Regions from separate parts of the Mus musculus genome. Here region 1 is linked to region 2. A link is a loop called in an ENCODE intact Hi-C map of the cell type or tissue named here. Cell type or tissue: left cerebral cortex. All regions are shown on one strand. Links, peaks and the distances in the headings refer to the core of each region. The heading gives the core; the rest is flanking DNA. Region 1 holds the start of Tubgcp2 (tubulin, gamma complex associated protein 2). Region 2 holds the start of Spef1l (sperm flagellar 1 like).

What was found. A loop is a pair of places that touch in the nucleus more often than their neighbours do. Peaks named below come from ENCODE experiments on the same cell type or tissue, not always from the same donor. Only the 100,000 strongest peaks of a DNase experiment are listed, where the experiment ranks them.
Region 1: it touches region 2 in a loop (3-fold over the local background); 2 of 42 quality-filtered maps call a loop at or near these places.

The regions. Positions count from the first base shown.
Region 1 is chr7:140,027,825-140,043,560 of GRCm38, reverse strand. Tubgcp2 (tubulin, gamma complex associated protein 2) reads left to right here and starts at 6,887. Exons shown (of 18, transcript NM_001286007.1): 1 at 6,887-7,214; 2 at 9,763-9,948; 3 at 11,314-11,442; 4 at 12,374-12,550; 5 at 13,575-13,734. The coding sequence starts at 9,799. It overlaps Zfp511 (zinc finger protein 511), which reads right to left and starts at 7,170. Exons shown (of 6, transcript NM_027201.1): 1 at 6,955-7,170; 2 at 6,668-6,741; 3 at 6,140-6,341; 4 at 5,921-6,045; 5 at 4,116-4,235; 6 at 2,956-3,318. The coding sequence starts at 7,107. The coding sequence ends at 3,240. In left cerebral cortex, for the core only: no CTCF peak of the experiment used is centred there; DNase peaks (open chromatin) are centred at 6,880 and 7,136; H3K4me3 peaks cover 1,912 bases; H3K27ac peaks cover 1,149 bases.
Region 2 is chr7:139,970,434-139,986,169 of GRCm38, reverse strand. It overlaps Spef1l (sperm flagellar 1 like), which reads left to right and starts at 7,415. Exons shown (of 7, transcript NM_001033465.3): 1 at 7,415-7,623; 2 at 8,025-8,136; 3 at 8,948-9,098; 4 at 9,497-9,695; 5 at 10,042-10,129; 6 at 10,212-10,308; 7 at 13,563-13,872. The coding sequence starts at 7,488. The coding sequence ends at 13,703. It overlaps Adam8 (a disintegrin and metallopeptidase domain 8), which reads left to right. Exons shown (of 24, transcript NM_001291066.2): 17 at 264-341; 18 at 740-833; 19 at 1,327-1,441; 20 at 2,176-2,335; 21 at 2,797-2,862; 22 at 3,338-3,388; 23 at 6,136-6,210; 24 at 6,643-7,238. The coding sequence ends at 6,693. It overlaps Gm16201 (a long non-coding RNA gene), which reads right to left. Exons shown (of 5, transcript XR_389973.3): 3 at 10,760-10,865; 4 at 9,562-9,679; 5 at 7,190-9,173. In left cerebral cortex, for the core only: no CTCF peak of the experiment used is centred there; DNase peaks (open chromatin) are centred at 7,021, 7,440 and 8,057; H3K4me3 peaks cover 1,241 bases; H3K27ac peaks cover 1,729 bases.

The DNA of each region.
Region 1 (15,736 bases), core at 3,172-11,171, 59 kb before region 2:
GTAGAGCCAGGCAAATTTCTGTGAGCCCAAGGCCAGTTTGGCCTCCATACCAAGTTCCATCCAGATTACATAGTGAGACCAGGTTCAAAATATTATTTTTTAAAGTTACATGTGTGTGCCTGTATGGGGTTATATGCATATGAGTGTAAGTGCCTGTGGAGACCGGAAGAATGTACTGGATATTCTAAAGCTAGAGTTACAGGCAGTGTGAGCTGCCTGATATCTGCTGGGAACTAAATTCTGGTCCTGTCCAAGTGATCTCTAGTACTAAGCCACCCCCTCAGCCTTTGTCCTCATTTATTGATGATTATAATCCTGACAAGTCAAGTGGAATCTCTTTTTCATATACTTACTGGCCACTTCTAATAACTTCAATTCAGTTGTGTAGTTATTGATAGTTGTCTTAGTGAGGGTTTTATTGCTGTGAACAGACACCATGACCAAGGCAATCCTTATAAAAAACAACATGTAGTTGGGGCTGGCTTACAGATTCAGAGACTCAGTCCAATATCATCAAGGCGGGAGCATGACAGCATCCAGGTAGGCAAGGTGCAGGTTGATTTGAGAGTTCTACATCATCATCCGAAGGCTGCTAGAATACTGGCTTCTGGGCAGCTAACACGAGGGTATTAAAGCCCACACCCACAGTGACACACCCACTCCAACAAGGCCACACCCACTCCAATGGGCCACACCCTCTAATAGTGCCACTTCCTAGGGTGAGCATAAGCAAACCATCACAATAGTATTATTATTCTTTTGGTGTTTAATGTCTTGAGCTCTTCCTAGACTCTAGATCAGTGGCTCTCAACCTTCCTAACACTGCAATGCTTTAACACAGTCCCTCATGTTGTGGTGACCTCTAACCATAAAATTACCTTGGTTGCTACTGCATGACTATATTTTTGCTACTGCTATGAAACGTGATGTAAGCATCTGTTATGTGGCCCTGTGGGTTGAGACCCACAGGTTGACACCCACTGCTTTAGCTGGATAGTAATAGCTTGTTAGACAGCAGCGAGGAGCTGCTCCCATTCTCTTCACGGTGCAGCCTCTATTTCTGGTAAATCTTGCACGTCAGGTCTTGGATTTCCTGAGATTCTTAGGTTCTTCATTGATAGACCTTGCCCTCATCTTTTTTTTTTTTTTTTGTGGTTTTTCAAGACAGGGTTTCTCTGTATAGCCCTGGCTGTCCTGGGCCTCACGTTGTAGACCTGGCTGGCCTCGAACTCAGAAATCTGCCTGCCTCTGCCTCCCGAGTGCTGGGATTAAAGGTGTGCACCACCAAGCCCGGCCCATGCCTTCATCTTGACATGTTCTTTTTTTTTTTTTTTTTTTCCTAACAGTTTCAGAGTTCCAGGTCTTGTATTAAGACCTTTGATCCAGCTTGAGTTTTGTCCAGATAAAGCCAAGGGCCTGGTTTCCTTCTGCTGTATGTATGCCACCCACTCTTTCCCTGCACCATACATGAGTTTATCTTTTCTCCCGTGTATTTGACACCTTTTTCAGATTAGATGACTTTAGTTACATGAGCTAATTTTTGCTAACTTTATCCTCATTCCTCTCTCCAGCCACTCATTGTTTATTATTATTTTATTTCTGGTTACTTTATCCCATTAATCTACTTACCTGCTTTTGTGCCTTTACCATGCTGGTTTTCTTTTGCTTTTAGATTTTTCAAGAAAATGGTTCTCTAAGTAGCTACTGGGTTGTTTATATTATAGCTCTGTATTTGAATTTGTAATCAGGTATGGTAATATCTCTAGCATTACTCTTTTGAGCATCCATATCAATTTTAAGAATTCCTTGTCCCTCTCCCAATCCGGGATTTACTCTGTTGCCCTGGCTAGCCTTGAACTCTCAGTCTTCCCAGTGTTGGAATTCCAGATGACAGCCATATAACCTATCTAGTCTTTTCACTTTTCTCGGTTCCTTGACTTGCATTATCCAACTCTCCCTGGGAGTCCTTCAGTGAATTTTTAAAGTTTCAAGTACTGAACTTCCACCTCCAGAATTCCCATTTGGCTCTTTTAAAAGCTATCTCTCTTGGACTGGAGAGATAGCTCAGTGGTTAAGAACACACATTGCTCCTCTAGAAGATCCAAGTTCAATTCCCATCAACCACAACAGAAGTCTGTAAGTCTAGCTCCAAGCCAGAGCCTCTGCAGGCTCATGTGTGCCTACACATAGTGAAACTAATCTCAAAACAAACAACAACAAAAGAGAAAGAGCAGCATTTCTCTTTGTTGAAGGTCTCTGTGAGATGCTGTGTTCCTGCCTTCCTTAGATTTGTGACCTTGTGCGGGCAGTGGAAGCCTTCCCTAGTAGTCCTGGCATTTTGCCACCAAGGAGGCAGTTTCTGCTACCTTCACTTTCAGGAGGTAGGCTGTACATTGTGTTTCTTCTCAGACCTCTCATTGGTGTTGTTTAAATATGACATTAACAACAGCTAATTGATAGTAGGACAACCTCTGGTCTTGTGTATATCTGGGTAGATGGATTATGTTTTGGTGAAGATGGCTCTCCTGTTTGCCTTTCCCAAGCTTCCAGTATCTCAGGAAAGAAGAGGTTTACCGGGAACAGACCTGGGATGGTTAGGCTTATGGTAGGACCTGTATCCCTGTGAGTTCTCTCAACATCTGCTCCATGACTGGCCCAATTTTCCTGTAATGTGTGTGCAATGTCCTGCCCAGGGTCTCCTGCACCATTCCAGATACCACATCCTAGTGGTGTTTAACCGGCTGGGGAGGGTACAGAGACAACAAGAATGTCTCTTAGAGAGTGAGTGAGGATCCTGGCCTGACCTGTGGCTGTGCTGGAACCTTCCCTCACAGCTTCTGTGCAATGCAGAGACCGCACAAATCTCCCTAACACTTGGTGTTGAAAACAAAATACTCATGGTTCACAATCCTTCCATTTTCTGTCTGGTCCAAGAACACATGAAGAAGAACAGATGCCATCAGTGAAAAAGAATTTATTACATATGTTTAATAGTGACATTCTTAGAGTAGCCGCTGCAGAGCAGGTAGGTGGCCTCTCCATCTCTGTCCTTCAGTGTGTCCTGGTTATTTCTGGAATCTGAAGATTCTGAGTTTCTATACACTGGTTGCTTCAAGTGACCAGAGATGGAAATAAGGAGGTGACAAGGGTCCAGCACAGGGCATTGATCCAGAAGTGAGAAAAAGGCCCTGGCACACCACTCCCTGAATAGTCTGTCTGGCTTTCCTTGCCAGGATCCATCAGTGGTGTTTGTTTTTTTTCTTGGTGCTTTTAAACCCTCTGGCTGCACCCTGGCCAAAACAGACAGTGGAAGGTATTCTGGAACAGCAGAAAAGCGGTCATATTAAACAATGGCATTATTCTTGACAACACGCAACCCAACTTAAAACAGCAGTTTGTCTGTACTTCCTTCACATTTGTATTCTGGAATGTTCTCCTTTTGCTCTGTGGAACACTCAGGAAATAGAGTCTCCCCTCTTGGGTCCTAGGATCAACTCCTGATCTCAGACCTCCTTCCTGTGGGATATCTTCCTGGTACCACGGTACATTTGCTTAGAAGAATTTAGTCAGCAAGGTCGGCTCCTGCTGAGGCTCCCTGTGGCATTTGTTTCCTGTTATCTACCTTGCCGAAACCCAACCACCATAGTCAGGCAGGGTACTCACAGGCCAAGGTCCAAAAAACTGTGGGAAGATGGATGCTGGAAGGAACCGAGGGACATGCATGTCCATCTTCTTGCCAGTTTGGATTCCTGGATCGTCCCACCACCCCCACTGTTCAAAAATTTCCCCAAGATAATAGTTGATGTTAGCTCAATCTGAGAAAGCTTGTCTGGCAGGCAAGTGCGGGGGAAGGTCCATCAGTTCTACCCAGCCGAGATGACACTATGTGTTTCTGTGTGTGTGTGTGTGTGTGTGTGTGTGTGTGTGTCTGTCTGTCTGTCTGTCTGTCTGTCAGTCTGTCTATCTACATGCTGGGCTCCAGGATCCAAAGCATAGGAAGGAAGGGAAACTAGAACATTCAGGGTGTCACCTTCAGCAAAGCCCATCTTCCTGCCCATTATCACCCACCTTCAAGCCTAGGGTCATAGGACACACCGGAAGATGCACACACAGACCTGTGACTGTAGGTCCGCCTGCAGGGAGGTGGGGCAGCGGGCTCAGAGCAGATCTCCATGGCGTCACTGTCATCTGTTGGGGCTCTGGTTGCTGCGTCTGCTGCAGCTGGCATGGCTGGGCTACAGAGAACAGAGCAGTGAGCAACACCTCCACCTGGCTCCCTGGTACGAAACTTTCAAGGAAGACACTATCTTTTTCCCCTGCAAAAATGTTGGGTTTTTTACTATTTTGTCACCATCTACTGTTAAAATGAAATGTTCAGGCTAGTGGAAAGAGATGAATACTTCTGGAAATGGTTGTGTTTCTATAACTAAGTCTGATAACCTATCAATTTAAGTATAACGACCCTCATTCCTCCTCTGAGAAGACAGCTGCGGCCGGGGGCAGTAGCACTCGCCTTTAATCCCAGCACCAGGGAGGAAGAGACAGGTGATCTCTGGAGTTCTACAGGCTGGCCAGGTCTACAGAGTGAGTTCCAGGTGAGCCAGGGCTACACATATTCACAGAGAGATACCTCCCCTACCCCAAACTCCCCCTCCCCCAGCCAAAAGGAGAGGAACGTGGTACACAGACCAGGCTGGCCTCTAAACTGAGATTTGCCTACCTCTGCTTTCCAAGTCCTGGGATTAAAGGCACACGCCACTACACTCAGCCCCCACTAGGATTTTTCTTTAAGGTTTTTAAAATTTTGGTATTTATGTGTATGTGTGTGTGCGCTTCTGGGTGCCACGTATGTGGATACCTAGAAGAAAAAGGCGGATCCCTTGGAGGGATCCAATTGAAATGACAAGCAGTTATAACCCATCTGAGGGGGATATTGGGAACCAAACTCTACTACTGAGTTATAGCCCAGCCCCCAAATGTCTTTCCACGAGGGAGAGATTTACTAAAATCAACTAGATAACATAGATTCTTGCCACTACTTCCAATGAGCTAATCCAGCTCTGTAGAAATCGACAAGTATTGAAGACTCAGATCTCCTGAAGCACTCCACCGTGCAATGGGGCTCTGCATGATTGAAAACAGACTCCAATTCAGACACATTTTATTTGTTTGTCTTTGTGTGTGTGCTTAGGTGTATATACTCATGTGTGTGGTGTACGTTTATATGTTGAGGACCAAAGACAACCTCAGGTGCCATTTCCTAGGAGCCATCTACCTGGATGAGACGAGGTCTCTCACTGGGACTCAGAGCTCACAGATGAGGCTAAGCTGGCTGGCCTAACTCCAGAACTCTCTGTCTTCACTTTCATGGTGCTAGCATTGTATGGTGCACGCCATACTTGGATTTTTAAGGTAGGTGCTAGGGATTGAACCGCAAACTTATGCACTTCACAGAATGAGCTGTCACCTCATCAATGCACTACCAAAGGATCATGGGAGTTCATGGAAAGGAGTCACTTTTTAAAGGAAGCAAAGAAGCATTATTCTAAAAGTTATTCCAGGAATTATTCTCCTTAGGGCAGTCTAAACAGTCATGCTAACAGACAGCTTTGTTGGCAAGTTTATAAAAGTAAGCAGAGAGAGAGAGAGAGAGAGAGAGAGAGAGAGAGAGAAACCCTAGGGGGTTCCATGGGAGAAGTGTGAAGAGCACACAGGGGATTCCATGGGAAAAGCACACACACTTGGGACAGTCCCCAGTGCCCTGCTGGTAGCATCAGAGGGCCATGGAAGACACCACACCAGCACAAGCACTTGCTAGCACCTCACCCTCTGCTCTGTTAGTGTCCTCACTAAGATTTGATTACAGTGTCTGTTCCCAGGCTTAAGACTGGGGACAGTCACAACTGGGTCCCTCACGTACCCTCTGTTCGTCTTGGGCTTATCAAATCGGAAATCCGCAGGGTACAGGTGTAGCCTCACCATGTGATCCTTCCGGTCTTGGCTGGTCTTGAACTTCTCTGGGCAGCTTTCAACCAAGCACTGGTACTACAAAGAATAAAGTGTCACCTCTACTCTCACCCTGCCCTAAGCCCTAATCCCAGTCACCACTGCAGATGCACCCAGTGCAGTCAGCACCCACCATGTCTTGCCTCTGGGCCAGGATCTGAAACAGAGAGTCGTGCCATTCCAGGATGTGGACATCCAGCAAATGCCCAGAGGGGAAGGCACGGTTGCAGAAGGAGCAGGTGTTTCCATGCATCATGTGGTAGTGGTGCTGGTAGTCTTCTATGGCGGCAAACACTTGGCAACAGCCAGCCACCTGACAGGTGAACTCAGGCACCCTGGGAAAGGAGGTGTGTCTCTTGGAAGAATGTTTCCCCCTTCCCCCAACTATCCCAAGGCAGGAATTCCGGCGGAACTTCTTACCCATATTCCAGCTGAGCCTGAAACAAGAAGAGCGCTTCTTGTGCCACCCCAAACCTTACTAACAGACTAGGGGAGGGAAGTCCAGCCAAGCCATGCTCCTGTTAGGGCAGGGTGGTGCTAAGTGGATGCTACTCGGGTGTCAACTGGGAGGGGTCGGAGTCCCAGGGTGTAAGCGGACGAGAGAGGAGGAATCAGGATAGCGCTAGCAAGCCGAGTAAGGCCTCGAAGCCAAGGTGCTCACATGGATTTTTCCGGCGTCTCGGACACTTGCGTGAGCATGTCCTGCAAGTACAGGTGCCGCTGCACATCCCCATCCTACAGAAGACACGCGTCAAGAGCTGTGGGTGGACTCCGGCATCGAAGCCACGCCCTACAGCTCGGAGCCACGCCCCAACCCATAGAGCTGTGTCCAGCCCCTTGATCCGGTCCACAGGTCCGGTCCCCACAAGCCCCGCCCACAGCGACAGTCTTGCTTCTAGGCCCCTCCCTGTGGGGCTCAGGACATCTTCCGCCCGGGTTGTCACGCACCTCGAAGAATTCGTGATCCCGCGGGAAGCGCACGGCACGCGGCGCGAATCGGAAGGGTGCCTCCCCAGCCGCAGGGTTCCTCTCCACGGGCAGCGGTTCGGCTGCCCCCGGCTCCCCGGCCAGGCGGGAATATAGTGCAGGGGGAAGCAACATCACCACGGCCGCCGCGGCCCTTCGGCCACCGTCGGAGGGGTGGTGACGGACGTGACGTCTACTAACTTCCTGTGGCGACCCTGCGGGGCGGGACGCGACGCGCGGAGGTGAGTCAGGGCTGGGTCTGTGTTGTGGCGGGAACTGGTCGGAGAAGGGCGGGGCTGGAGCCGGGCGCGGGATCGGGTACCGGAGCCAGGCTGGCCTGCAGCGGGGAAGAGCCTGATTCTCTTGGGCCTCTGCCGCCGGCGGTTCCGTCCGCCAGCCCGGGCTTGTCTCGCTCCACGGTGCGACTGCCTCTCTGGCTCTTTCAGTCCTCTCCAGGAGTCCAATTGGAGGCAGTGGCCTTGGGAAGTTCGTGGTTAGTGTGACTCCTCTCTTGACAGCCCCGCGGTGACTGCGGTGCTGGCCTGCGGGTTTTCTGCATCTGCTGCTGGTGCTCGGGGTTCAGGGGTGAAGGGATCAGGGCCTGCTGCAGTAGAGACAGGTGTGGAAAGAAACCCTAACCTAAACAAAAAGACGATCGAAACGTGCGGCTGACACTTTGAGGGGCTTTAACTTTGCTCCTCTACCAAAGTAGGTCACCCTCCCCCAGTATGAATATAAGTGTCAAGAAAGAAGGGACGCTACTGTTTAATAGATACAAATGAAAGCCTTTTGGGATTATTCTCCCTCTCTCTCAGCCCAGGCCTTGCTCGGTCTGTTTCTCTTTCTCTCTGTTCTGGATTCTTCCAAATGTCTCTGGATGTTTTCTCTCTTATTTATAGTAAAACCTTCCCCCTAAGGAGAGGGACCTGGGGAGCAGGGAGAGGCACGGGCGGGGGGGCGAAGAAGAGAAGGAGGGAGGGATGAAGGAAGGAAAGCCTTTCTGTAATTAAGCCCTGGAAATGAGCGTTTCTATGTCTTTAGACAGCTGCTTATGACCAGGCGTGATATCATCTCTCTCACTTTTGTCTCTGTAAAAGTATTTGGATTCTTGACATTTTGCAAATGATAAAATGTTTTTGACAGGCCATGTCTTGGTTAGGTGTTTTGTTTTGTTTTTTGTTTTTTGTTTTCGAGACAGGGTTTCTTTGTGTATCCTGGCTGTCCTGGACAACTCACTTTGTTAGACCAGGCTGACCTCAAACTCAGAAATCCACCTGCCTCTGCCTCCCAAGTGCTGGGATTAAAGGCATGCGCCACCACTGCCCGGCTTGGTTAGGTGTTTTGTTTGGGGGCTTTTGTTTGTTTTTTACTGTGTAGTCCTGGCTTGTTCTGAGACCAGACTGGTCTTGAACTAGGAGATCTGTGACTGTCTGTGCTTCCTAAGTGCTGGGGATTAAAGGTGAATGTCTCACACACACACACACTCACACACACCCAGGCCAGCCTGCTTTCTTGCTCAGGGGGTGGCACCCCCACACACAGTGATCCAGGCCTTCCCCCATTAGTCATCAATCAAAGAGATGCCCCATAGGTATTGATTACAGGCTAAATCTGATAGAAACAGTTTCTCAATGGAGATTCCATCTTCTCAGATATGTCTAGGTTTGTGTCAAGTGTACAAAAGCCAACCGGCACAGGCTGGTTTTATTATCTAGGAGCCTGTAGTGGTTCTCAACCTTCCTAATGCTTCGACCCTTTAATACAACAGTGCGTGTATTGCTGACCCCCAACCATAAAACTATTGCCTTACTACTGTTACGAATCATCCTGTAAGTACTTGATATGTAAGATATCTGACACGTGATGCCGGTGGAAGAGTTGTGGGGTCTTGACCCACAGGTCGGGAACCTCTGCTCCAGAATCTTCCCTCTTCATACCTCTCTACCTCCACCCCAACTTTGTTTTAATCATTGGCCGTTAAAAGTATGCACCTGACTTGCTCATGATTGGTTATGCCAGACTTGCTAATAAATAAGTTGTGCTTCCTCTAGAACATCTGTGGTGATTAATAGAGATAGATACCCAGGGATGTCAGAAGGTCAAGCAGGCAGGCTGTTAAGACTCGGTCAGCCTTCTTTACAGGTGTACCTTTCAACTGTAGCTTTGTCTCCCTGTATGTAGGACAATTGTATTAACATGACTGTCCCTGTCCCTTGCCAGGTAACTGCCAAGAGTGTCTCTCCTGAGACATATCTAAAGGCTTAAAGGAAGCTATTTAGAGATGAGAGAAGCCCCCTTTCTTGTAACTATCTGCAAATCATGAACAGTTTATGGTTTAAGACCTGGGTATGGCCTTAGGAGTGGGAAGTTTTAATATGTCTGGACAGAGACAGTAGCCTTGGCCTGTGCCAGCTCCCCCAAGGGCAAGATCGTTGTGTCTACCAGGCAAGGGCCAGAAAAACTCAGATAAAATAGCAGATCTGCCCCCTGGTCGCCCAGGGTCACATGACGATGGACGGAAGTAGGAGAACCAGGCTCGAGGGGTCCATTTCAGTGATTTACCTGGTACAACTGGCTCCTTAAGTGGTCGTGTAAGCTGGGAAACAGTTGGAAGCTCTGTGGGCACGGGTACGGCAAGATCTCAGCAGAGTTTTGATAGACCAGCCTGCCAGGGAAGGGGAGAGGCTGGCGGTTGACGTCACCTTGGCAATGGTCTTTCTGACAAAGGCTTGAGTCAGTCGGAACAACTTTAGGTTTTAATGTTATAAACACCTTTCTTTCTGCCTTCAGGAAAACTTGGTTATGTTGGTGTCTCAGAGCTAAACTATGAGCGAATTTCGGATTCACCATGATGTCAATGAGCTGCTCAGCCTGCTCCGCATCCATGGCGGGGATGGGGCTGAGGTCTACATTGACCTGCTGCAGAAGAACCGGACGCCGTATGTCACAACCACAGTCTCTGCCCACAGTGCCAAGGTGAGCACCTACTTCTGATACAGGACCGTAGGGGCCCAGAGGTACGGGGCCATGGGTGAGGGTGCTCATCCTAGGGCTGTGGGGATGGAGGCCTGTCCCTCATAGCCTCAGCAAGGCTAGTGCTGGGCCAGCAGCACCTGGTGGATGCTTCCTTTGAACCTGGCATTCACTGTGCTCTGCTAGTCTTCTGGTTCCTGGCAGTAGCTCCTGTTATTTACCCCACTATATAGGCGAATCAGTGGGTGTCCAGAGAGAGAGAGAGAGAGAGAGAGAGAGAGAGAGAGAGAGGTGGAGTAGTCTGACTTACACAGTCCTCCCCTCTTCCCTGTGGAGGAGACTTAGTATATGCAAAAATCACTGGGTGGGAAAAAGGAAGCGACTGGTATTAATCACATTGGAATTTCAGGACTTTTTTTTCTCCTTCCTTTCTTTCCTTTTCTCTCTTTCCTTTTCTCTGGTCTGAAACTCACTATGTAGATATGTAAACCAGGCTGACCTTGAACTCACAATGATCTGTCTCCTGAGTGCTGAGATTAAAAGTGTGTGCCACACCACACCTGGCTCAAGTATTATTTCTTTATTTATTAAAGGAGCCATAATTCAAAAGTATTATCTTTAGCAAAAGATATCTTTGAATTTGAAATCTACTAAAAATATGATTGTTTTTAGACCTAAAAACATAGATGCTAGAGAGATGGCTCAGTGGCTAGGAACACTTTTTGCAGCTCTTGCAGAGGGCTTGGTTCGGTTTCCAGCTCCTCTCATGGTGGCTCAGAACCATCTGTAACTCTAGTGCCAGGGCATCTGATGCCCTTTTCTGGTCTCTCTGGGCACTGCGTGCACATACATGTAAGCAAAACACTCAGGTACATACAATGAATCTTTTAAAAGGTAAAATAAAACAGGCATTGTGATGCTTCGGTCACTTAAAGTGTAACGATGGCACCAGTACAGCAGATGAGTTGGATGGAGCGTGGCTCGGGAAGTGCACACTCCATTTGTAGCCAGACCGGTAACAGTTACTGAGTGAAGTGGCCCTGAGCTGGTGCAGCCAGTGAGTCTGGGAGGCAGTGAGCTCAAGCTGTGGAAGGATGCGTGAGCGTGGGGTGGGGGCTGTGAGTGCTCCCATGTCAGGGCTCCCGTGTCAGTGCTCCTAGGCCTGTGGGCATACAGTGAGCAAGTACAGGGGAAGAGAGGCTGGCTTCCGCGGACCATAGACATTAACTTGCTGTTTATTTTGGAGATGTGATTATTTAACTCACCTAATCCAACTTTGGTTTATTTTTTGTGTTTCATTTTCTTGAAGATTTTTTTCGTATCTGGTTTGTTACCATTATTAAGTTATTTACATGCTTGTGATTTGAGGTCAAAATTGCAGAATTTTCTCGAACTCCTGAGGACTTTTTAAAGAAATATGATGAACTGAAATCTAAAAATACAAGGAACCTTGACCCACTGGTGTACCTGTTATCAAAACTCACAGAAGACAAAGAGGTAAGCGTCCGCCTCATCTGCAGCACCACGCCGGCTTTGGGGACACTGAGAACACCGTCAGGAGGCACAGCTGCCAATCGGTGAGAGCGGAGCAGGACATGCAGATGTAAATGCACATAAGGCATCGCCTGACCCCCAGGCTCCTTGAGGAAGCCAAGCCGACACTCAGTGGAGAACACCGATTGGCAGCTGTGCCTCCTGACGGCACCACTGTGAAGGCGTGTGTTGGTGAATGTTAGCCTTTCCATGCTGGAGGGATACCTGAAAACTTAAAGGGAAATACTTGTATTGGTTTATGGTTTCAGTCTGCTTTCTTTGAGGCTAGACCATCAGGTAGTGGCCTGGTAGAGAGGTGCCAGAGCGCTGACCTCATGGCTACTGGAAAGAAAACAGAGAGAGATGGACTAACAGGTGTGAAGAGTTCAGGGTGTGCGGTTGATGAGTTAATCTGCTGACAAGGTTAAAGTCTTCATGATCAGGCACCTCTCAAAAACATCACCACCTGGGGACTGAGCCTTTAAGATGTGAATCTTTTGGGAAGGCATTTCATATCTAAACCATAGAGAGCAGTGACTCATAACAAGCTGTGACTCGGAATGGGCATAGACCAGGAAACACAGATGTAGTAGCATGAGGTGGGCACATCTGCATGTGTCATATGTCAGTGTGGAGCCAGTGAGTAGTCCTTGAGCCCTACTCTCCATCAGTGTAGAGGTGTGTGCCAGGCCCTAGCACAGGAAGGGGAAGGGGTGCTGCAGCCTGGGTGTAGGCAGAGTGCTGAGGAATGTTGCCCCTGGGGGTGAAGTTAAGGATTGACTAGTGAAGAAGGCTGTGGGCCTTCCTTCCCCTGGAGTTTCGGTGACATGACAGGGGGTAGAACACAGTGAGCTTTTGTGACTTAGTGTGAATGCATGGTTTTGTGTGTTTTCAGACACTTCAGTTTTTGCAACAGAATGCAAAGGAAAGAGCTGAGCTTGCAGCTAGTGCTGCAACTAGCAACACCACCAGCTTCAGCATCCCTGTTGCAGCCTCTAAGATGTCCACACAAGAGCTAGAGGAACTGAGGAAGCAGCTTGGCAGTGTATCCACAGGCTCCACACTGCAGCAGGTACCAGATCTTCCATGGTCCACAGTTTGCGAGCTAAGCAGATATGTCTACTCTTAGTAAAAGCTAATCTGACATAAGTGAGGCTAAGGCTGGATTGCGTTCTTTAGTCATAGCTCTGACCTAAAAGGGTAAACAGTGCACTGAGGCTCTGACCCAGTCCACATGCAGTGCATCTAAGGCAGCACGCGTCACGGTTCCCTACTGGAATTTATTGACAGTTTCCAACAAGGTAGTACTTTTTAAATTACCAGTTTATTTCCTCAAGGTTTTTTTTTTCTACTAGGCTTGCTGCTGCTTGGATTTATTCTGCCTCACACTGGTGGTTTTGCGAGTTTTGAGTGTCCTCTTAGAGCCACCACGAGCCTGCTTTTAAGAGCCTTGGACCCCTTTCCAAGGCCTAACCTCTGAGCACAGAGGACACAGCACGGTCTTTCAGATATATCCCTGTGCTAGTTTCTCATTGCCCTCATACCATCCAGCCTGTGTAACGTGCAGTCATGCAGAGCTAAGTCAGTACTTCCAAAAGTGGCCAGCTTTGTCAGCCTCCAGGAAGGGCAGTACTCTGTGCATGGCCTAGCATATAGCCTGTAGCCTTGCGGTTGGCCTTCTCCATAGGGTAAGGATATGTCAGTTGCTAACTCCTGTCTTAATCAGCAAGTGGTGTTAGATGTAGCAACTGCTAAGAAAATTGATTCAGGCTCTTCCTACTTTGTGTCCTGATCTGAAACACTTTGGTAAAATGCAGGTACTTTCCCATGGCCCTCATAGCTGGTGCCCTGACACTGTGGGTTGTTCCTTATTGAACAGAGACCTTGAGAGGGCCTGGCTCTCTTGTTCTTAGGCCCAGATGTTGTAATGGGTAGTTAGCACCATGTCTCCTTTTTAAGTAAGATCGAATGTCCTATGTACTAAAATGATGGACTTTTTTTTTTTAATCCCAAAGACGTGTTAATTTCCATAGATATCTTGGTTTTATTTGCACTATAGTATATTTTGTTTTTGTTTTTTAAAATGTCCTTACTAGTCTCTGGAACTTACAAGAAAGATGCTTCGAGACAAACAGAACAAAAAAAATTCAGGCCAGCCCCTCCCTGTCTTCCCAGCATGGGTGTATGAGAGACCAACATTGGCTGGAGATTTCCTGATTGGCTCGGGCTTGAGCTCAGACACAGTTTTGCCTATAGGTATGTGGTGAATTTCTTCTCTGCTTGCCTGCATGTGCCTCAGCAGGCCGTGACACACTGAAGCCCAGAGGACTTGAATGCTTGTTCTTGCATTCCTCCTGCTGGAGCCTTAGGACAGCCGGAGCTGGCCTCCTGGGCTGTGCACCAGTGTGTGACACAAGGACCAGGAGGTCACACTTTCCTGAAAAGTGACTTGTCATTACCACAGACTGCATCAGGTTTTAGTGCTATGCTCACAAAGGCCTTAAAAGTTGCATCTGTTTGACAGCATTGCTGTTTCAGGGCAGGTTCTCAGGAACCTACTACATGCAACCCCAGAGAGTCTTTTAGGACCAAATGTGAACATTTGCACTGGCATAGCTTAGATGTGGTTTCCTGCCTGTTTGATGGTAGCCTCAGTTTAAGAGAATTGTGAAGTGGTGTGCCTTGCCCCAGCTCCTGAGCTCTGTACGGTGTTAGTGCAGAGGTCTACTGTCACCTTTAGAAATAACTTATAGGGCTATTAGACAAATTGAGGGTGTTCTCCTGTCCCCAAATATTATAGGGCTGTTAGACAAATTGTTTTCTCCTGTCACCAAGCAGACATGATTCTGCTGCAAGTTCATGGGAAGGTAGAGGCAGCTGTCTTTATGTCGTAGACTTGTTGTTTGCAGTGTTGGCAGGTACCTAGTTGTCACCTATCCTGTCACCTGGTAATTGTCTCCTTCCCTGTCTGTTCTCCTGTGGCCAGCATAATCAATCATCATCATTGGCAGAGCCTCAGCCTCAGCATAACCATCATCATTGGCAGAGCCTCAGCCTTAGACCTTACTTTCCTGCACCCTGTGGATGTAGCTGGTGCTCTGCATAGTGTGTGTCCCTCAGGACTCTTTCCCCGTGGATTTCCCCGTCCTTAGCTTCCCTCAGCATCACGAGCCATCATTTCTCCAGTTGTTCCAACTCTTCCCTTCCATCCGTTCATCCCAGGGAGCTCCCTGTCTTCTCCCATTGCCTCGGCTCCCTGCGATCAGTCCCAGATCTACCTCTTCCATCTCCACTTTCAAGTGTCCAGGTAAACTTTATGTCACCTAAGGCCATTCTGCTGAGGTACCTGCCACCTCCCTAGTGGCTTACTCACACCTGTAGTTGTTGAAAATTGAAATGCATTGAGCGTGCACAAGCAACCAGTCTTCTGTTTCATTACCTTAATCCCAGTGGCCATGGCTTCATGCAGGGGCATGGATCTTGACAACCTCATCTTTCCTCTCTTCCTGTAGTTTCCATACTTCCTGTAGACATAGCTAGAGCCCTCTTTCAGTACAGGACCTGAGTCTCAGGTAAGGCTGTCCAGTGACAGCCCTACTGTGCCCCTCATCCCCAACAAAACCCTGACAGTTTGCCCAGGCTGGCCTCTTCTACCCTTGAGCTCCATTTTCCACTCAGGCCCTGCATACCAGACAGAGAAGCCAGGTCTGCTACCTCAGGCATTTGCACCCTGTATTCCCCAGCCCCTTCAGAGCTCAACTAAAGATCTGGTGATAGTCACCCCTTCCTTGTCCTCCCTTGTCACACTTAATACACTGTAAGATGCTGGTTCAATTTTGTTTGGTATTTTTCCCTATACAGGCATGCTGATAAGAGGACAGGGCTAGCATCTGCTATGCACATGTGTTGTTTAGAAGCCAGAGAGTGACCCGTCCAGCAGGTCCAGTTATTCGAGGGTCTCAAGGGGACCTTCTCCTAATAACCAAATGGGGGGGTAGAGAGAGACGAGGGTCTTGTGCAAATAACGACACGGAAACCGTTCTGGATTGCATCAAGACCCCAATGTATTGTGAAAGGCCCAAGGCTTAAATGCACAAGCAAAAGGGGAAGTACAGATACTTATCAGCAGGAGGGGTGGGGCAATACAAGCAAAAGGAGAAGTACTTATCAGTGGGAGGGGGGCAATAGAAATTCTTTCTTTTGGCAGCTACAAGGGGAAGCAGGAACTTGGTGGTATCAGGGTGTGGTCAGGACATCG
Region 2 (15,736 bases), core at 4,685-12,684:
TGCCCTACTCCAAACTGAGACGGTAACCTGGCAAGTGGAGACACCTGTCTAGAGACCACCATACCCAAAGGGTCCCCAGGATCAGCCAGTCTAGTGCCACCTCATGGCTGAGGGCCCCTCCACACAGGCACACACACAAGTATGAAGGCAGTTATCCTAAAGTGTGACCACACTAGCTGTCCTGAACTTACCTTTAGATTTGAGGATGGTGGGGTAAGAATTGGGCCTAGGCCAGCTACCCGAGAGCCCCTTCCACCTTCCAGGTTTGCATGGATGGAAGCTGCCAGGACCTCCGTGTATACAGATCTGAAAACTGCTCTGCTAAATGCAACAACCATGGGGTATGTGTAGCCTCGGGCCTCAGGTCACAGTACACTTACCAGCTGGTGTCTTTGAGCTAGGTAGCTGCCACCACTTGCCTGTTAATAGAACTTGTGGCAGAGACAGCTGTGGGTACAGCAATGTGGGTTCAGATTAGCCTATATCCTTCTAATGGGGATGATCAACAAGGCCTCTTTGGGGCTGAGGTTGGATAGGTGGTTTCCGCTGAGCTTGTGGCCACTAGTCAGTGTGCTCATTCGGGAGAACTCCTTATGAACTCAAGATTGACATATGTGGATGGATACATGGATGGATGGATGGATGGATGGATGGATGGATGGATGGGACCCTGTGTGTGCTGCAACCTCCCCTGCTGCCCTGTGGGGTACCTGTCCTTGAGGCCCCACTTTCTCTCCAGGTATGCAACCACAAGAGGGAGTGCCACTGTCACAAGGGCTGGGCACCACCCAACTGTGTACAGCGGCTGGCAGATGTATCAGATGAACAAGCAGGTAAGGTCCTGAGGCCACAGGAGCTGGTATTTGTGGGGTACCAGCCTTAAGGGTGGTTAGGATGGATCACATTGTCTCTACTTCCCAGAGGTGACACAGGGCAGTGCCCTACTCAAAACAAGGCTACATAGCCTTGGCCCAGGCATCTAGGGCCACTTACAACCCCCACAGTGTCTTCCTTCCCAGTGGTCACCGAGTCTGCGGCTGTCCACAGCACCACAGCCTCGGGAAACTGGCTAGGCCTCAACAGTGGCATTGTGGGGCTGGGACTCACCACTACCACGTCTTCTAATCCATTGCTGGAGAGCCAGAAGAGCTGGTGTAATGTACTGGGCCCACTGTTGGAGTCCTCAGGCACTTGACCATATGTGGGTGTGGGACCCAGGACATGGTCAAGGGGGACTAAGAAGGCTGCATCTCCCAAGGGCCCTCCCCAGCTCTTGATTCAACTGGTTCCCAGTCCTGGATGATCATGTGGCCTTGTGTCCCACAGCGTCTACGAGCCTCCCAGTCAGTGTGGTTGTGGTCTTGGTGATCCTGGTGGCTGCGATGGTCATCGTGGCAGGCATCGTCATCTACCGAAAGGCTCCGAGACAAATCCAGAGGAGGTGAGGACATGCTGGTTGCAACATACTTACATGTGAGACACATACACTTCCTGTACGCGGAACTTGAGAAATGGCTTTGCTGCTACTTAAGAAAGAAAAAGCATTGCTTCCGTCAGCAAGCCCAGGCAGAGGCACATAAGGGAACCTGGGGCTCTCTGGGTGTTGAACAGGCCTGGGTGGGAAGCTCAGGAGACTCCCGGGATTGCAGCCACTACCACTGCTGCTGCAGCTGCTGTTGTTTCTGCTCTCCATCTCTTGTGCGCTCTCTTTCTCTCTCCTCCTCCTCTTCTTCTCCTCCTTCTCCTCCTCCTCCTCCCTTCCCTTCCCTCCTCCTCCTCCTCCTTTCCTCCCTCCTCCTCTTCCTCCTCCTTCTCCTTCTTCAAGGCTGTAATGGGACAGTGAGAGCAACCGGCAGGTGTGTGATAAATCCAGAGTTGAGATAACCTCCCTACTAGGCCATGACCACATATGATTTCCACTGTGCCCTGCACCAAGATCTTGACCCCCAAGCTAGCAGCTGGAAGACAGCTTTTCCAGGGTCCCCAAGCACCTTCCTAGCACAGCTCTCAGGGGATTTGTTTCTTAACCTCCTGTACTTACAAATGTGCCTGAGTCTACAGCTAGCACTCTATGTGGGGTATGCCAGGGCAGATATGCCAGTCTGACTTGGGACGCATGCCCTGGATCCTCTGGCTGGAAGTGACCACACCATTCTTATCTCTTTTTCTGCCTAGGAGTGTGGCACCCAAGCCTATCTCGGGGCTCTCCAACCCCCTATTCTACACAAGGGACAGCAGCCTGCCAGCTAAGAACAGGCCTCCAGACCCTTCTGAGACAGTTTCTACCAACCAGCCCCCAAGACCCATAGTGAAACCAAAGAGGCCTCCCCCTGCAGTAAGTGCTATCCTCCTACAGGTTCGTGGGGCTGAAGTGAGAGAGACTCAGGCTCTCTATCCCTCTACCCCAGAGTGTGACCCATTAGGGAAAGTGAAGGCTTCTTGTGCAAGTTAACTCATGAGCCATGCGGTAGCCGGAGCCTGAAGAACTGTTACAATCACCCCGAGGGAGGACGAAGGACTGAGTCAAGACTTGTCTTTTAAGGATCTCTATTTGGAGTTTGGGTTTGAACTTGTAGGTTTGCGGGCTCCCAGACCCGAACTGTGAGAAGAGAATAAATACCCTTGTGCTTCTTAACTGAGGAATGGGCTGCTAGCCTAGAGAGAACAGGAAAGGGGGAGGGGATCCCATTTGGGAAATGTAAGAGCATTGGATCCAAAAGCAAGGGACCTGGTGGGCAAGGGTTGAGGCCTTAGCACTGGTTCTTGGGCCCAGGCTCAGATCTCTATCCCCTCAAGCCTCCAGGTGCTGTGTCCAGTTCACCACTCCCAGTTCCTGTTTATGCCCCAAAGATACCAAATCAGGTAAGCCTTGGGAAACAGCCACATGCATTCTGGAGACATGAAAACCTCTTGGGGGATGAGGGGGCTGGAGAGATGGTTAAGGGCACTGACTACTCTTCCGAAGGTCCTAAGTTCAAATCCCAGCAACCACATGGTGGCTCACAACCATCTGTAATGAAATCTGACTCCTTCTTCTGGAGTGTCTGAAGGCAGCTACAGTGTACTTACATATAATAAATAAGTAAATTAATTAATTAATTTAAAAAAATAAGAAAACCTCTTGGGAAGTGATATCTGGTGGCTGATTCTGTGGGCCTGGAGCCCTAAGGAAACAGCTACTGTACAGGGCAAGTTTAATATACTGACAGTGCCTAGTCAGGATATTAATTGAACCTAAGGGTTGATTCAGGGAGCCTGGGAGGGAAAAGATACTACCCTATCCCCCAGCTCTGAACTGGTCTAGTCTTTGCATCTTGATTCTTTTTTTCCCCAATAGTTTAGACCTGATCCTCCCACCAAGCCCCTCCCAGAGCTGAAACCCAAGCAGGTAAGGAGACAGCCTTGATTTTGAGGAGACCTTCCCCTCTTGCAAGCCGGGGGCCCTTTCTTCCGGAGACCAGCCTCCTACAGGTTCCCTTGGGAAGAGGCTATAGGGATTTGGAAGGTCTCAAATGCCACCGACTAAAGCTTTGAAAGTAGTGGTTCATTCATTCATTCTTTCTTTCCTCCCCACAGTGTTAGTGTCCTTCCCAGCAGGATTCCTTGGGGGTTCTAGGTGAACTGGAACCCTTTTCTTAGCCCTAAAAGTGGGATCCTACTTCTGAGAGCCCATGGGCACTACCATAGTCTTAGCCCTATATGCTGACTCTTGAGTCATAGCTGTGATGGTGGAGAACTTGTGTATGTGTGTGCGTGTGCATGTGCGTGCGTGCGTGCGTGCGTGCGTGTGTGTGTGTGTGTGTGTGTGTGTGTGTGTGTGTTTGCCTATCCCAGGGAGCAAATGCAATTAGCAACAGGATGGAGCCCCTGAGCTCTGCCACAGGGCTTAGCTGCACAGGTCAGCTGTCTATCTCGTGCTGCTGGCCGCCCTCCTGGGCAGGCATCTGTGCTCCTCTGAGGCAGGGCTAAGGAATCTTCTGGTGAGCAAGTGATATCTGAGAAGGCCACAAAGTGATAGAGAATTTCCCAAGGGTCGTTTGAGTGGGACCTGAAGAGCTAGTACGTGTTCCTGGCTCTGCCTAGGCCTGGTTGAGAATCTTATCAGCTCTTCTGGGCACTTGTGGCTCACAAGTGGCTTTCAGTGCACATTCTCGTGTTGAAGGTGCTAGTTTGCTGTCTTCTGAGAGTCCCTCAGTTTGTCTACTTATCTTCTTATTGTAAGTGGATGTGGGTGACATACTCTCAGCAGGAATAGCATGGGAAGTAATTACAGTGGGAAGTGACTGAACGACTATGATTTCCATGCCGAGAGCTATCTTTGTGTTGAATGAACTGATGCCTAGAGAGAGAGATGAATGACTACCTCCAAGATCATCTGGAGACTTAAAATCCTACATCTCGCCGGGTGTGGTGGCACACGCCTTTAATCCCAGCACTCGGGAGGCAGAGGCAGGTGGATTTCTGAGTTCGAGGCCAACCTGGTCTACAAAGTGAGCTCCAGGACAGCCAGCACTATACAGAGAAACCCTGTCTCGAAAAAAACAAAACAAACAAACAAACAAACAAACAAAAATAATCCTACATCCCGGGAATCTTTGCCACTTAAACACTAACAATTGCCACTGTCTTATGCTATAGTGATTTTTTCCCTGCTTTTTTGTTTCGTTTATTGTTGTGTGCATGATGTGTGTGGGCACGTGTGCCATGGCGCTCATGTGAAGATCAGAGGACCACTCTGTGAGGTTGACCTTTACCTGGGTTCTGGGGTCAAACTCAGGTCACCAGGTTTGTGCAGCAAGCACCTACTAAATGATCAATCTCAGTGGCCCTTGCTTCTTCTTCTTCTTATTATTATTATTATTATTATTATTATTATCATCATTAGTATGGGGGTGGTGGTGGTGTGTGTGTGTGTTGTGGCGTGTGCATGCACATCACAGGATGCAAGAAGGGATCAGAGGACAACCGTGTGGAATTGGTCTACTTCCACTTTTACATGGTTCAGAGACTGAACCATATCACCATGCTGACAAGCGCCTTAACCCCCTCAGCCATCTCACAAGCCCCTGGTTTTTTTTTTGTTTTGTTTTTGTTCTTGTTTTTCTTGTTTGGTTTGTTTTTTTAGATAGGCTTTCACTCTGTAGCCTATTTTAAATGCTATGGAACTCACTATGTGGCCCACACTGGCCCTTAAGCTCATGACAGTCCTGCTGAGTCAGCTTCCTGAGTAATGGTTTTATGGGTATGAGCCATCACACGTGTGATTTTCTGTTTTTCCTTTTTTTTGGGGGGGGGGGCGGGCTAGGAGGATGATTTTATTTCTTTTTCTTACTTTTTTTTTTTCTTTTGAGACATGGTATCACTATATAGCCTTGGTTGGCCTCTATGTAGACTGGGCTGGCCTCAAACTTATAAAGTTCTGCCTGCCTCAGACTCCTGAGTGCTGGGATTAAAAGCATGCACCACTGTGTCCGGCCAGGGACTAATTTCAGACTTATATAAGAGCTGAAAAATCCCTTTAATCCCAACACTTGGGAGGCAGAGACCATTGAATCTCTGAATTCAAGGCCAGCCTGGTCTACAGAGTGAGTCCAAGATAGCCAGGGATATACAGAAAAACCTTGTCTCAAACAAAACAAAAGGAAAAGAAAGAAAAGGAAGAAAATGTCATCCTAGTCACAGTCCCGGCAGGCAGAACGGAGCAGGGTACGGGAATCCTGGGCAGGGATGAAAGGAAGCTGGGGGGGGGGGGGAGGGAAAAATGTGTCTAAAGCCCATCATGCCATGTTACCATCCTCTTTAACAATGTGGAAACAAAACGGGTTTTCCTAGTTAATTCTTTCCTTTTGAGCTTCTAAAGACCCATGTTCTGAAAGCTTCAGGGCAATGTGTGGGATACTGGGGAGGCCGCAAGATGATTGGCTGGGACAGTTAGCCAAGAAGAGGAGCTCTGCCAGGTTCGGGCTTTATCTTCCTAGCGGTGAGGCCATGCAGATGTTTCCTACTGAGCTGCGTGCAGACAGAAGCCTTCCAGGCTAGGCTGGAGCTGAGCAGGACAGCCTCAGGATGAAGCTAAGGGCCGTACTTGGCCTACTTAGGAGATGCTCTCAGTCAGCTGTGTCTGGTTCCTCCCAGGTCAAGCCAACCTTTGCACCCCCGACACCACCAGTCAAGCCCGGGACTGGAGGGACGGTGCCTGGAGCAACTCAGGTGAGCCTCAGAGGGAAGGGGAAGGGGAAGGGGAAGGGGGAGTCCATCTTGCAGGAACCCTCCTGCTGACTGTGGCACTGTTTCGGAGGGTGAGTGGCTGTTTTCATTTTCTTAGCTGGTAAGTTTTAGTGACATTTGAAAAAAAAAAAAAAGAAAGAAAAAAAAATCCTCAATAACAGGCTTGATGTCTGCTTTATAATTTGCCAGAACTTTCCAGTGCTTGCGGCTTTCGGGGGCTATGGAATTTTCCTTTTCATATGGCTAGTCTACAGTATATATGAAATGCTAGTACAGTCATCTTGTGAGGTCGGGCCCATTCTGTTGTTAGGGGAAGTGGAAGTCTAAATTTAAAGAACTGGCAATGGGTATTTTCAGCTGGACCTCTCTCTTATCAGGTCCTCTTTAATATCGATTTCCTTTTTTTCTTGGCAGGGAGCTGGTGAGCCAAAGGTTGCTCTGAAGGTCCCCATCCAGAAGAGGTGACCAGCTAGGGCACCCCAGGGCCATCGTTTGTGGACGTTTGGAGATACCACTGCTCCTATAAATGTGTTCCTTCAGCAACACCACAACCACCACCCAGGCTGGACCTGCACACGCTGTTCCTACCTCAGGAATAATCTTTCTGTGGCTCTTGCTGTCCAGATGCCCTCATGAACCAGTGGCCTCTCACTGGCCTTGGCCAGCTTAGACCATACATCTGCGTATGCTAGTTGCTAGGCAGGGGCGGTGTACCCTGCAGTGGGCGTGATCAAGTCTGTCTGTCTCTGGGTGGACAGAATGCCAGGAGTCCCCTCCCAGCAACTTCTGCACTGGCCCTCACACAGTGACCTCTCTCCAAGGCACAGTTCCTGTATCTACATCCCACTCGTGTATGAGACTTAGGAAAGGAAAAGACGTCGTTCTTGGGGTGTTGGGACAAGAAGTTGCCGTCATCTCCGGATTGAAACAGATTAGTTGTTGAAATTATGACTAAACACTATTCACTAATAAAGATTCTATTTTATCAATAGATTATAGATCACATTCTACATGGCAGTTTGTTTTTATTACACCAGATCAAACAATTTCACCTACCATCTCCCTTCGTTTTTTAACCATCCACCTTGATTCAGCCCGATCTCTGGGCGTGCAGGAGGACCAATCCTTCCTGGGATCGAGGGAGGGACCAGCGCGGTTAGGGCCCCGCCCCTTCCGGCTGTGCCGCGTCTCCCAGCAACGGTCCAAACCCGCCAGGTTTCTTCCGCTGTGTTTCTCTGCTGCACACCCACTTCTCTGCCATGCTCAGTGCTTCCAAGCCGAGCTCAGCTTCGTTCCTGCCAACGCCTGGGGATATTCATAACCTCTGCGCCTGGCTGGACCGGCTCCCACTCAGCCGCCCCAAGCGCCACTTGGCTCGGGACTTCAGTGATGGTGGTGCGAGTGAGGGCGAGGCGCTATGGGGCGGATGATGAAGAGGACTCAAAGCTGAGGGCCACCCTTGCCTCCAGCCCCCTAGTACGGGTGTGGGTGTTGGGGGAACGGAGCGGTTCTTGAGTCCAGACTCGTGCTCCTTAGGAAAGGTAGTAGCAAACAGGGCCTCCTGTGGCTCTTCCAGCTCCCCCTGGGCTCTCACGCTGTATTAGCTTCCCAGGCCATCCTACCACTTGGTCTGACCTGGAGTCTAGGTGCCGTGCCAGACTCGGGGACAATTATGGGCTCCCCAGGAAAAGCTCGTGTCCTTCCCACTCCATTCCATGCATCTCATGTGGTCAGGGATTACAGTTGCAACCCAGGGTCTTGACCAGGCAAGCCAAGTTCCCCTCGCATTCCCACAGTGCTGGTGGCCGAGATTGTGAAGCACTTCCGCCCTCGGCTGGTGGACTTGCACAGCTACGTCCCAGCCTGCAGTACAGACCAGAAGCTGAGCAACTGGAGCCTTCTCAACAGGCAAGGCCTGGGAGCTCAGCCCACCTAGGTTGACCCCGGGATGCTCTCTCCAGCCATGGGTCTCTGACTGCCTAACTGTGGGTCCTTGCCTATAGAAGAGTACCACAACCAGGGGTACTAGGGCACTAGTACCCCTAGTACCACTCCTGGGGGTGCTAGGGCAGCCTATCAGCTAGCCTGCTCCCTTACGGATCAGTAGAGTTTTACTTCACCTCCCCAAATGTCCTCAGACAAGACTCTGCCTGTGTATAATAAGTGATCTCAAGGACAGAGTCGGGCAGATATGTCTGATGTAGTCCAATCACAGAGGGCCCTCGGGAAGTGTCTGAGCAGAGCAAGGTGGAGAACCTGTGTGGGCACCCCCAAAAGACTGGCTCAGATTGGAATAGAAACATTGCTGGGCTCAGGCCTGGGTCTAATCTCATGGGCTTATGTTTGAGAGGGAAGAGATGAAAAGAGACCTCAAGGGAGATGATCATGCTGAGAGGGCCCAGCTGCAGGTTTCCAGGTACTGTTGAGCTGTCTCAACAGGATTTACCGAGGGCAAGCCAGTAGAGAGATGAGAATGAATGCAGAGAACATGGCCTGATAGAGCACCCCATGTTCTGCGATCTCCTGAGACATAGCTCCAAAGGCCAAGAATGAGATAGCCATGCGCCACTCAAGTGCAGGGCACAAAGGGGCTCTCTGAGAAAGCAAGATGCTGCCCAGTGGCTGGAAGGCATTGCAGGGAGCATAGAACTTCAGGGAGGGCTCAACTCCCAGTCCTTGATGGTACTGCTTTGAGAATGTGCTCCTACCTTCTTTGCAGGAAAGTCTTTCGCAAGCTGCACTTGTGTATCTCAGATAATGATATCCAAAGGGTGGTATCCAACAGGCCTGGAGTTATCGAGTCTATTCTATGTGCACTGAGGGAGAAGATGGAGGCCAGGACTGTTCATGTAGGCTCAGCTGGTACAGCTGTAAGTGTCTGCACATCAATTCAGCATGCAAGTCTGCTGTGCCTTCTGCCCTTTGCACTCAGTCAGACAATCCGTCTGTGTGAGAATAAAACAGAGAAATGAATGTCCCTGTGGTCCAAAAAGAAATGAAGTCCATACATGAGGCAACAGGCCTCACTTAGACTCATTCCTGACTTTCCTGCTGATCTTCTGGAAGGGGGGGGGGGCTCCCGAATTTCCTTTCCAGCCAAATCCACCTACCCTGGGGCAGTGAAAACACTTAAGAGTTGCTCCAAGTACAACCAACCCAAGTGCTTCCCGCTCTTCTCCAGTTTCCATACTAACCCCACCCAGAGTTTGTAATGACCAAACAAATTCAGCCCAGCTACACTTCACTCCCCAACTTTTGTACTTTGCAGGATCCAAGACACTCTGCTGTGGATGCTGTCCGACCCTGGCGGGATCTTACCCCCAACCCACATACCTCTAAGATGCAAGATCCTGATGTGGATAACAGCAGCTTGTCAGAACCCCTCTGGGACTCCGGTGGAGAGCACCACTCTGTTCCCGAAAGCTGGGTCCATGATGTTGAACTCCCAAACCTTCAAAAGAAGGCAGGTATGCTCAGGCGCATCCTGGGCCCAGAGAGGCTAGTGGGCTCCTGAGGAAGGCATAATACTTAGGGTCCTGGCTCCATCAATACCCAGAGAGCAACCATTCAAGGGGCAGCCTGTGAGCTATGCAGGGAAGCCATTATTCAAACAGGAGCACCATTCCTGAGGTTTCCAGAGCTATGCAAAGGTCCCTGAAGGCAGGATAGGACCAAGTCCTTCCATGATAACTTCTGAGTCTGCTTTACCGGCTATGGATCATGTCCCCTCCCTCGTCCATATGTCCGTCCTGTCACTAGTGGGTGCCTATCAGAAGCAAGGTCCTGAGCTGATGGTGTCTATTTGTCATACAGGCCTACAGAGCCCTCCAGCCCCCTCCAGCACGAAGATCCTTCAGAATCAAAGGGATTTGGAGAAAATGGGCTGCTGTGCTTGCAGAGGGTGGACCTTTATCTCTCAAATTCTCCCCGCCCACCTCCTTCTGCTCCCTAGCCTGGACTAAAGGTCAGTGTTTACCTTTCAGGGACTCAATTGAAGGGCTCTGGGATCACCTGGTCAGCATCCAGCAGCAGCTGGAGGATAAGGAGCAAGCACTAGCCATTCTGCAGGAGACGGTCAAGGTATGGTCCTACTGGGCATCCCTTGCTTCCCGGAGATTCTGAGCTGCAAGGATGCAGAGGGACCCACTGCCCCAGCTTCACACTCCTTGGCTGAGTTTCTGAAGAGCCAGCACTGGCCCAGTGAGGGCAGTATAGGGAGTGCAGGGCCCTGACCAGAGAGAGTCAACATTCTTTAGACATTCTTTAGATTCTTTAGAAATTAGTCAGTGGCCTAGCAATGGTGATTCATCAGGCTTTAATCCCAGCACTCGGGAGGCAGAGGCAGATGGATGTCTGTGAATCTGAGTCCAGTCTAGCGTTCAGAGTGAATTCCAGGACAGTCAAGGCTACCGAGAGAAACCCTGTCTTGAAACTTTGAAGAAGAGAAGAAAAAAAAAAAAAAAGGAAAAGAAACAGTCTGTGGATCATTTCAGTCCTTCTCAGAGGCAGAAACAATGTGGCGGATACTCACCACCTGCCTCAGTGATCTGTCCATCCCAGACCCAAGTGCTGCTCAGGAGTGCAAGAGGGCAGGGCGGACCGGGGCCCATCTCAGGAAGCATGGGCTGGGTAAATGCCTGGAAAGCAGATAGAGAGATGATGGCTGAAGAGGCTCCTGCCTGCCCTCCCCCATCCTCACCCCACCCCCCTCCCACCCCCCCACCCCACCCCCACCCCCGCCACCCCAGCCTGAACTGGGCCTTGTCTTTCTCTTCATCTCCAAAAGCCAGGGCCCTCAAAACAACACACCCCGGGATCCTCGTGAGCATTTAGATGTGCAATGAATACCTAGTTTAGAGGCACATCTCGTTCTATGGAACACGCTTAGCTCTGCGTGCACGCCTGCCTCTGTGCTACAGCTTATTCTGTAGTGCACATACGGCTCTGCCGTGCACACCGGGTTCTGTGGTGTGTGCCTGGTTGTGTGGGCTAATGCCTGAGACTGCACATGCACATCTGGTTCTGTGGATGTCCTCCTGGCTCTGCAAGGACACACCTAGTCCTGCAGTATCTCCCTGGTTGGGTAGTCCGTGCCTTGCTCTCTGATGGACATTTGGTTCTGCAGGCACACCTCTGCTCTTGCACCAGGAACTTCCAGTGCCCCTTACTATTCCTTACCTCTCCCTGTATCCTGGGAACACACGGACTAAGACAATGGGGAAGAACGGAGACTGCACCAATGGGCACGGGTCATGGGGGCTATCGGAAATTGCAATGCCATCTGAGTTCCTGAGTATGTACCCAAATCTTGACGAGTTATCTTCTTGTGAAAACAGGAAAGTGATGTGATATTACTGTGGCTTTGGACTTACAGAGCAGTAGAGAGGAAGCGGTAAAGAGAACTGAAGCTGTTGCCTCCACCGCACCGCTTGCTCACAGCGCGGCTCTCCCCACTGTTTCCCTGACTCATAGCTGACCAAGGGAACCGTAACTTTTCACTGGAGACCCAGAGAGGAAACAGACCCACTTGCCACCTAAGGGTTGACACTCAGCTTGCCATTTAAGGATTGAATACCACTTGCAAATTGTCACAAAGTGAGCTACGTGACTTGGGAGGAATTTGTTGTGATAGGCAGGCCATGGGATGGACTCCATTGCTGCATCTAGCCATAGCGCCCTGGCTTCTTGATTTGGATGAGGGTTGGAAGCTATCCAGAACAGGACTGCATGTGCTGCCTGTGAACACAGCGTCACACTCCACAGGTCCGGGGAGGGACCTTGTCTTTCATTGTCTGCTGTGAGGCTGGCTCCCCACCCTGATCTACATGCCTGCCTTCACACTACAGGGGAATGAGACAGACCCAGTTTTTCTGCCTGAGGAGCATGGTGGGGTCTAGGTTTCTGATGGGAGAAAGTTTGGGACAAGGTCATCCTTGAAGCAGGCATGGAGGGACCACAGATGCCCCAGCTGTGCCAAAGGGCTCAAGCTGTTCCCCCCACCCCACCCCACCCCTCTCATTTTGTGAAGCTGAGTATAGCCAGAGTAGCCTTAAGTTTCAGTGGTCCCCTGTCTCTGCCTCCCCGGGACTAGGACTGTAGCTGTGTACCACCATTACTAGCTTTAGCAGCCCCATCTTCATTCACTTATGTTTTTATTTCGTTAAAAAAAATTATGTGTAGCTGGGCATGGTGACATGTGTCCTTAATTCCAGGATTTCAGAGGTAGAGGCAGAAGGATTGCTGTGAATTCAAGGCCAGCTTGGTCTATATAGAAAATTCCAGGATAGCAAGGGCTACATAGAGAGACAGAGTCTCAAAAAAAATTTTTTTAAATGTTGTGTACATCTGGGTATGTGCGGACAGCCATGGAGACCAGATGCATCAGACTCTCCTGGAGCTGGGGCTGCAGGTGCTTGTGAGTGGTAGCAACCAAACTCTGAACTTCTCCAAGAGGTGACCGGTATATACACACTCGCCTCACCAACATCCTTCCGCCCTTTTTAAAGACAGGGTCTCTCTACATAGCTCTGGCTGTCCTTGAACTCACTATGTAGACCAGACTGGCCTGGGATTAAAGGCACATGTCACCAAACCCAGCAAGAGTATGCACTCCTAACCTTAACCACTGAGCAATCTCCACCCCCACCCCCCCCCACACACACACACACACAGTTATTCTTGAGTCATCAGCTTTTGGAAATACAGCATGAACAGACAGCACAACAGCCACATATCTACCCATCATCTGCTGTTTCTGCAAATGTGCTCTGAGTAACTTCCCAATTAGGTGCTTGGTTCACAGCAAAGAAGGCTCAGTCCCTCTGCAGCCCTGCCCTGCCCAGCCCTGCCCTGCCCTACATTTGTCCTTTCTGGCTGATACAGGGAAACCACAGGGGAGGCCAGGGAGATTCCCAGCTGGGAGCAGGAGGAGAGAAAGGAGTCATCCCTGTGAGCTCCTTGGGCTCACTGACTGTAGGCTCCTCCCCAAGCCTCTTTTTTTTTTTTTTTTTTTGGTTTTTCGAGACAGGGTTTCTCTGTATAGCCCTGGTTGTCCTGGAACTCACTTTGTAGACCAGGCTGGCCTCGAACTCAGAAATCCACCTGCCTCTGCTTCCCGAGTGCTGGGATTAAAGGTGTGCGCCACCACGCCCGGCTCTCCCCAAGCATCTTGGTGTGTCTCTTTCCCAGTGGCCCCCACAAGGGCCCTTGGTCCTACCCCGAAGCCATCAGACCTGGAGTTGTACATTCGTTCCTAGAGGTTAGAGTTGCCTGAGGCCTAGCCGGCAGGTAGACAGACTTCTCTAGATACTTTCAGACCTGTGTGTTTTTTGAAGATTTTGCAGTTGAAGGTGATGAGGTTGGAACACCTGGTACAGCTGAAGGACCAGCGGATCTGGGAGCTGATGAGAACTGGACCCGAGGAGCATCAGAGCTGGAGGAGGCCCCACCCAGAGTCACTCAGACCTCGATCCTGAGCCCAACCGGAGCTCCTCACTGGTCATGCAGCCTCCATGTGAGACGTGAGGTGTGGAGGCCAGAGCACGCTGGGGCCGCAGACGAGTTTGGACAGATTTGAGTTTGGTTCTCCCAACCCCCCAATATCGTGTCATCATCATTGATTTACTGCATTTGTGAGCTCACAAAGCCCTGGTATGTGCAGTGTCTCAGGGTCGCCTTCCAGGGGCGAGGGGTGGGGTGGGGTGGGGTGGGAACCACTAACCATGGAGCCACCCTTAAGGTTTCTAGAGATTCCACTGATAGGGACCCTTGGAAGATTTTGCAGGCCTGAGCCTGCTGGGCTTTTCCACGGCAGGGGGTCACAGAGAGGAAAGTTGCTGGATATGCAGGAGAGGCTATAGGAGAGGATGCCACACCCCTTACCACACCCCTAGGTGGCCTGGTAACCTACTTTGCCCTGAAGATTTGGTGAGCCAGGTGGACCTGAACCTGAGACCTAGATAGCCATGACAAGTGGTACAGCTGTTGGGTTTCAAGACCTGGATGCTGCTTCCAGCCTCTGGGATATCCTCACCCTTATGGACACCAGCCACATCCCTAGGCAGGGACATGCCTGGCGGCTGCATCGCTACCTAACTTCTATATCCACAGTGAGGCTTAGCTGGGGGCCCCCTCTGCTTCCTCATGGCTACCACTCTCCCCGGAGTCAGCCTTCTCTGTGCCTGTTGGCCATGGCTGGCCCCTGAAGCCTCTCAGGAAGTAGAAGCAGAAACTTCAGACTGAGCTCATGGTTTTACTGTTGCCCCCCAGAGCTGCAGGCCCAGTTTCCTCTGTGAGTCAGAAGCGAGTCACCAGCCGCAGAGCCTACCACCGGGCCTATGCTGAGTCACTTTTCAGAGCTCCAGTCAGTAGGGCAGTGTCCCTGTCTCTGGCTCTGTCAGCACTGGTCCCCGTGGTCAGTGGATTGGCAAAGCTTTGTTCCGAGCAGAAGCAGGACACCTTCAGGAGAGTAGCCCCTATTGTCTTACTTTAGTACTAGCCAAAGTACACTGTGGAGGGGGACACCTCTGATGCATGGGGCATGGATAGGTTCCTAGTGTCCAAGGCAGAAACCTTCCCTAAGTGGCTGTAGAACCTTCCAGATGTAGAAGCTGCCACAGTACTAGGGGTAAAGCCAGGCTTGTACCTCAGGGAGGCGGGAAGAACAGGGAGGGCCATGGGGCTCAGTCAGCACAGGCCCAGACAGCTGTAGACCCGGCCAGCCCTCCAAGTCCCCTCACACAGTGACAGTTCAGGCCAGCTTTCCGGGCCAGGTGCATGCACAGACATGGATCCCACAAAAACACACGTGGAGGCTGCTGCTTCTATGGGCAGGAAGACTACCACTGGCAGTACTGGCCTGGCAGAAGGCCAGTGTTGTAGACTTTTGTGCGAATGCATGTGGGACAATGTGTGTGACTGTATATGTGAACAGTGTGAAACTGTGTATGACTGTCAGCAACACTGTGTGACTATGTCCCCAGTGCTGTGACAATGTGTGATTGTATATAACCGCATGACATTCTGAGCGTGTGTGGCTGTGTATTGACTCTGTGATGCTTTGTGGCTGTGACACTGCGATTGTATACATGACTGTATATGTGACATTATGTTTGTATAGTGTGATGGCCAGTACTGGTGCCATAATGGCAGCCTCAAGATGGATGGCAAAGATGCAATCCAGGAGGCCGACAGGCTGTGGCTCCTGCACCAGCTGCTCCTCCCTGATCCAACACTGCCTCCTGGGCCTTGTGGACTGGGCCTGGGCCAGCCTGTTTTGGGCTTTAGGCAAAAAAAAAAAAAAAAAAAAAAAATGTAGCTGGGAAAAAAAAAAAAACAAGACTTCGGGTGATCATGCCACTCCCTCAAGGCCGGACCCACTCAGTACTCGAGCATGTGTTGTGGCTCAGGTAACAGGCACCTCCTTGGTGGTTCGTAGGCAAGACCTGGCTTGCCCACCCAAAGCCACACTCCAGGAAGCAGGCGAGGCAGAGAGGCCTGACTTGAGCTA